2 separate regions of the Homo sapiens genome follow, and region 1 is linked to region 2. Evidence: chromatin contacts called from ENCODE Hi-C or POLR2A ChIA-PET data. All regions are on one chromosome and are shown on one strand. The core of a region is the stretch at or near the end of the contact, and the rest is flanking DNA. Distances in the headings are between cores, read along the strand shown. Region 1 holds the start of SFT2D3 (SFT2 domain containing 3). Region 2 holds the start of CLASP1-AS1 (CLASP1 antisense RNA 1).

The links. A loop is a pair of places that touch in the nucleus more often than their neighbours do. ChIA-PET counts read pairs that join two places held with the same protein, here RNA polymerase II (POLR2A). Pooled maps may share reads with other maps.
Region 1: a pooled map shows a loop between it and region 2 (17-fold over the local background). The contact joins the promoter of SFT2D3 here to the promoter of CLASP1-AS1 in region 2. A Hi-C loop is called at or near these places in 1 of 168 maps with a recorded cell type or tissue (vagina) and 6 of 50 pooled maps. POLR2A ChIA-PET finds 5 or more read pairs at or near these places in 1 of 52 experiments (WTC11).

The regions. Positions count from the first base shown.
Region 1 is chr2:127,700,220-127,702,921 of GRCh38, forward strand. SFT2D3 (SFT2 domain containing 3) reads left to right here and starts at 1,278. Exons shown (of 1, transcript NM_032740.4): 1 at 1,278-2,702. The coding sequence starts at 1,310. The coding sequence ends at 1,957. It overlaps WDR33 (WD repeat domain 33), which reads right to left. Exons shown (of 22, transcript NM_018383.5): 22 at 808-2,702. RefSeq lists enhancers at 1-999, 1-515, 227-596, 516-1,037 and a silencer at 1,357-2,036.
Region 2 is chr2:121,528,853-121,531,552 of GRCh38, forward strand. CLASP1-AS1 (CLASP1 antisense RNA 1) reads left to right here and starts at 1,316. Exons shown (of 2, transcript XR_001739683.2): 1 at 1,316-1,923. CLASP1 (cytoplasmic linker associated protein 1) reads right to left here. Exons shown (of 41, transcript NM_001395891.1): 3 at 1,395-1,473. It overlaps RNU4ATAC (RNA, U4atac small nuclear), which reads left to right and starts at 2,028; the gene lies at 2,028-2,157. RefSeq lists a silencer at 1,186-1,385 and an enhancer at 1,576-1,705.

The sequences.
Region 1 (2,702 bases), core at 28-2,527, 6.2 Mb after region 2:
CTAGTTTCTCCACATCCTTGACAGCACTTGTAACTTTCTGGTGTGTTTTTGTTTTTTTGTTTTGATTGTAGCCATCCTAATGGTTTAGCCCATGCTAAGTGATCAGGCTGGTCACTATTATTATCAAGTGAGATAACAAATCAGAATATATTTTGAAAAAGAATTGCATCTGCCAGGATCCAACCAAGAAAACAGAAAGCATTAAAAGGAACTTAATGGGGGAGATTAGTTACACACAGGGGATGGAAAGGCTGAGAAGCCAAACAGCAGGAAGCCGTTAACCTTACATCCACCTAGGGCAGAGGACAAAGGACACAGGGCCACCCAGGGGAAGCCAAGGTGGTGAGGGGAGCTGTGGAGGCAGCTGGAAGAATCTGGAGGAATCTGACCTGTGAGAGGAACCACAAGCAAACACCCTCTAGGAGGCTCTGAGAAACAGCAGGGCACGTGGGTGCGGCCTGGGAACAGATCAGGATTGACCTGCGTGCGAGCCAGCTTGTCACAGTGATGTGACGATGAGTCAGGACACCTGGGCGTGGCGCTGTCCAGAGCACGAGAGTGACACCAAACACATGGGACAGCAGCACCGAGTCTTGGACAAGGGGCGCGAAGGAGTCAAGGATGTTGCCAGGCCTGTGGCCGAAACTGAGAACAGAATAGAGAAGCAGGTTGAGGGTGCTGGGTGTCAACCCTTCCTTTATCAACCCCATGGTAAATGATCAGGATGGTCACTATTACTACAAGTGAGGTAACTAATCAGAACGCAACTTTCCCCAAAAAACCCACCTGAGTTACACAGGTCTGAACTTTTTTAAAAATTAAATTTTTATTTTGAGATCACTGTTTGTGTTCAGTTGTAAGAAACAAGAGAGATTCTGTGTACCCTTTACCCATTCCTCCATGTTGCAAAACTAGCACAATATCACCGCCACGGTAGACGCAGTGAGGCCATAAGACATTTCCGTCAGCAAAAGGGTCACTTCTTGTGCCCCTTTAGAACCACACCCACCCCTGCCTTCCAACTATTAATGCTGGCAGGACTTAGCCAGACCGCAAGGGCGCCTACTCCGAACAAGGAAGAGGGTCAGGCGCTGGGAGGGCGACTGCAAGCGGACAGGCAGCACCTGCGACCACGGTACTTGGGGACACCACAAAAGTCCGCAGAGCAGGCACCGCGGCACTTCCGCGAGCGCCGCAGGCCCTGCCCCTTTCGCCGTCGCCGACCAATTGCCGCCCGAAGACCGAACCGCTTCAGCGGAGGGCCGGAAGTGAGCCGCAGCTTTTCCTTTCTGCCACCGCCTTGTCCAAGATGGCGGACCTCCACCGCCAGCTGCAGGAGTACCTGGCGCAGGGGAAAGCTGGCGGCCCGGCGGCCGCGGAGCCGCTGCTCGCCGCGGAGAAGGCGGAGGAGCCCGGGGACCGGCCGGCGGAGGAGTGGCTGGGCCGCGCGGGCTTGCGCTGGACGTGGGCGCGGAGCCCTGCGGAGTCGGCAGCGGCCGGCCTGACGTGCCTCCCGAGCGTGACGCGCGGGCAGCGGCTGGCGGCGGGCGGCGGGTGCCTGCTGCTGGCTGCACTGTGTTTCGGCCTAGCCGCGCTCTACGCACCGGTGTTGCTGCTGCGCGCGCGCAAGTTCGCGCTGCTCTGGTCACTGGGCTCGGCGCTGGCGTTGGCGGGAAGCGCGCTGCTGCGGGGCGGCGCGGCGTGCGGACGCCTGCTGCGCTGCGAAGAAGCGCCGTCCCGGCCCGCGCTGCTCTACATGGCAGCGCTGGGCGCCACGCTGTTCGCCGCGCTGGGCCTTCGCAGCACGCTGCTCACGGTGCTGGGCGCGGGCGCGCAGGTGGCCGCGCTGCTGGCCGCGCTGGTTGGGCTGCTGCCCTGGGGCGGCGGCACCGCGCTGCGCCTCGCACTGGGTCGCCTGGGCCGCGGCGCCGGCCTCGCCAAGGTGCTGCCCGTGTGAGGACCTCGCGCCCTCGCCGCTGGGGAAGTACGCGGAGCCAGCGCCGTCGGAGACCGCGCCGGCCGAGCTGAGGACTGCACGCCGCTGTGCGGAAGCCCGTGGCGAAGGCCCTGCCCTAACAGCCTGCGAGTCTAATCCGGGAGCGGCTGCTGCCAGCGGAGGCGACAGCAGCGTTGGGAGCTCCTCGATGTCAGCTTTTTGTGCTGGACTTGGCACACGCTCTGAAAACTGAGATTTTGTCATTGAACTGGTGACAGGATGTGAGACGGTTATTAGAAGTTGCTTTCGAAGTAACTGTGGTCTTAGGTTCGGCTGAGTAAAGAAAAAGGATTTTTCTTCGAGTTAGCTGCTCTTGTGATTTTTCTCAGGCTGTTTTGTCATTTTAAAATCCAGTGGTAGATGTAGCTTAGCGACGGTAGTTTTTTGTTTTGGCTATACTAAGACTTGGAAATTATTCTCTCCAGTGTCAGCGAATCCAGAAGGGTATCAGATTAAACACCGAATTCAGCCACTGGACTTTTAAAAGTACTTAAGATGGTTTATCTCGGGTTTTTTCTTCAGTTAACAAAATCATAAATATGGTGCCTTATAACATGAAAGGAAAATTAGTTGTGTATTTCACGACGAAAGCGACGGACCAAAAGAAATTTCCTGCCCCAAGAAGCATGGGATCCAGGAAGGGGCGCGTAGATGCTTAACGGTCTCTTCGGAAATCCTGCAAATAGAAAGATAATTCTAGATCCGG
Region 2 (2,700 bases), core at 66-2,565:
CAATTATGTGGGAAGACAAACCCCTGACCTAAATGATGTATCTCATTCTAAAACCACTCATCTTTGCTCACAGCTCTACTCTCCTTGCTGAAGTCCATGAAAGTCACCAAAAGAGTCTGCAAAATCCTTTGCATGGACAGATACACTATTTGTCTTCCTCCTTACCCCACGTTCCTCCAGCCAGTTCCCAACGTATTTGTAAGCTGATAAAAATGGAAGACCTTGAGAGGAAGAGTCAACAGAAAGGAAAATTTAGGTAAAACACAAGGAGAGGGGCTCCAGTATATGTGTTTGGGGGTGGAAGGAGTGGGCACTTATGAATAAATCTTAAGTTTCATCACTATTGTGTATTTTTAGTTTTACATCACGCCCATACACACATGAGACAGAGCCCAGCTCTCCATCTTCCCCGACATACCCAGGGTGGACCCTCCCACCAGTGGTCCAAGTGCACCTGTAGACCAGAGATCAGCTTATTTTAAGAGTTTGTAAACCTCTATTACATGAGATATCCCTGAATAATTCAGCTAATTTAGGAGGAAAATGGAACACTATTAAAATATCAAATGTCTAAAAGTAAAAGCTTTTTTTAAATTTGTAAACAGTCGGTGCTCATGACCTTTTCAGAAGGAGCATATTGGTCGGAAAGTTAACAGTAAAGAATACATGTGTACCAACGTAAAACAGAGAAATTCCATAAGGAAATGGTTGCATAGAGATGCTTAGTGTTTATACTACCCCCATGAAACACCGGAGGTCAGGAATTTAGAGGTATTTAAATCTATGAAATCTGTGGGTTTTGTTTCATTTTGCTGACATACTGTTTTCCCTTCAAAATAAGAGTGAACATTTACTATACATTTGTAATGACATTTACAATCAAGGTGAAAATAGTCATGCCAACCATAATCATCTGGAGAAAAATACAACTGGCTTGGTTTTATAGGATTTCTCAAGGAAAACTGCCTCTCATTAAAGGGGACCGGGGTCAGGGTAAAATATGACTTGGTTGGCACTAAAGAGTGACAGCTAATTTAGCATAAGAAATAAAAATGGCACTAATATTTCATATTAGAACACGTATTACTAAGTTCCGTGTGAGAACACAGTGAAGCCAGTACAAAGGTATGGGGGAGGGTAAGGGCGCCCGCAGGCCCAGAGGCCAGGGGAGTCCAGCTGGAAGGGAAGGCAGCGGGGCGGCCGACCCAGGCTGCGAGTGCTTAGGGGGGCTGCGGGGGAGGGCGGGGACTGGCTGTTTGGGAGGAGCGGAAGGGAGGGAGAGGGGGCTGGAGGGGAGGCAGGGTGGCTGCCGGGAGGGTTTGGGAGCCGGGGAGGCCGAGGGAAGGCTGGGGGTCTGAAGGGGCCGGGTCCGCTCCACAAGTGCCGCAGCTCACCTGTGCCGATCTGCGCCTTGAACCGATCCTGCAGCCGGGTCACCAGGGCGGACAGGATGTCCATGCCCAGCAGAACCACCTGCAGCGGGAAACACCGGGAGCCTGTTAGCAGCCGGCCTGCGGGGCAGCGCTCCCGCCCACCCGCTCCGGGGAGGCCTAGACATTTCCGGCCCAGACGCAGTCCGAGAGTCCAGACGCATGCCGACTGGAGGACCAAAGAGATTAGCACGAAGAAGGATGATCTTCCACAAAAAGAGCTATGTACAGCTATAATGGAAAATACTCGGTGAGGAGAAACGAAATAAAAGGCAATACAGCGTAGCCAAACCCGGGTTAGCTGCGGGTGGAGTTCAAGAGCGCGCCGCGGTCCCGCCCCCGCCAGCCCCGCCCCGGCGAGAAAAGCGTATGCAAATTTTCGAGCGGCCGACGCGCGGTCTTCTGGGTAAAACCGAGCCGCCGCTTTTGCGACCCTTCGGGAGCCTCAGAAAACAAAGAATTGGGGTGTCGTCGAAAGCTGTGGAGGCTGGAGGTAAGCTAGCTACCAGACCGACTAGGGCGAGGCTCACGAATTAATTACCACAACCCTACCAGGTATTGGCGCTTCCTGCTTGCAGCCCAGGGACTTTCTATTATAACCATCCTTTTCTTGGGGTTGCGCTACTGTCCAATGAGCGCATAGTGAGGGCAGTACTGCTAACGCCTGAACAACACACCCGCATCAACTAGAGCTTTTGCTTTATTTTGGTGCAATTTTTGGAAAAATGAAAACCTGTTTTCATAGACTTATCAGTTCAAACAGCAGTAATTCGTAAATAAACTAGTACTTTGTGGTTAAACCAGTAGAGGGTGCACAAGACGCGTGGTTTTAGTGTCGCAAGTAAAGTTCTTTCAGTTTTTGCGGTGATTAAACGGGAAGGATTTCAACAGAACTTCACCCCTTTAACTTTACGCCGATCATCAACTGTTCTGTAACTTCCTTATGCTGAGTCAGCCCAGTAGTCTAGGTCAAGTTTCAATAGGAGACGAAGTTTCAGTAGGTCTTTGCACCTCACATAAAATGTAATCCAGGTCGGGCGCGGTGGCTCACGCCTGCAATCCCAGCACTTTGGGAGGCCGAGGGGGGCGGATCACGAGGTCAGGAGATCGAGACCATCCTGGCTAACACAGTGAAACTCCGTCTCTCCTAAAAATACAAAAAATTAGCCGGGCGAGGTGGCCGGCGCCTGTAGTCCCAGCTGCTCGGGAGGCTGAGGCAGGAGAATGGCGTGAATCCGGGGGGGTGGAGCCTGCAGTGAGCAGAGATCGC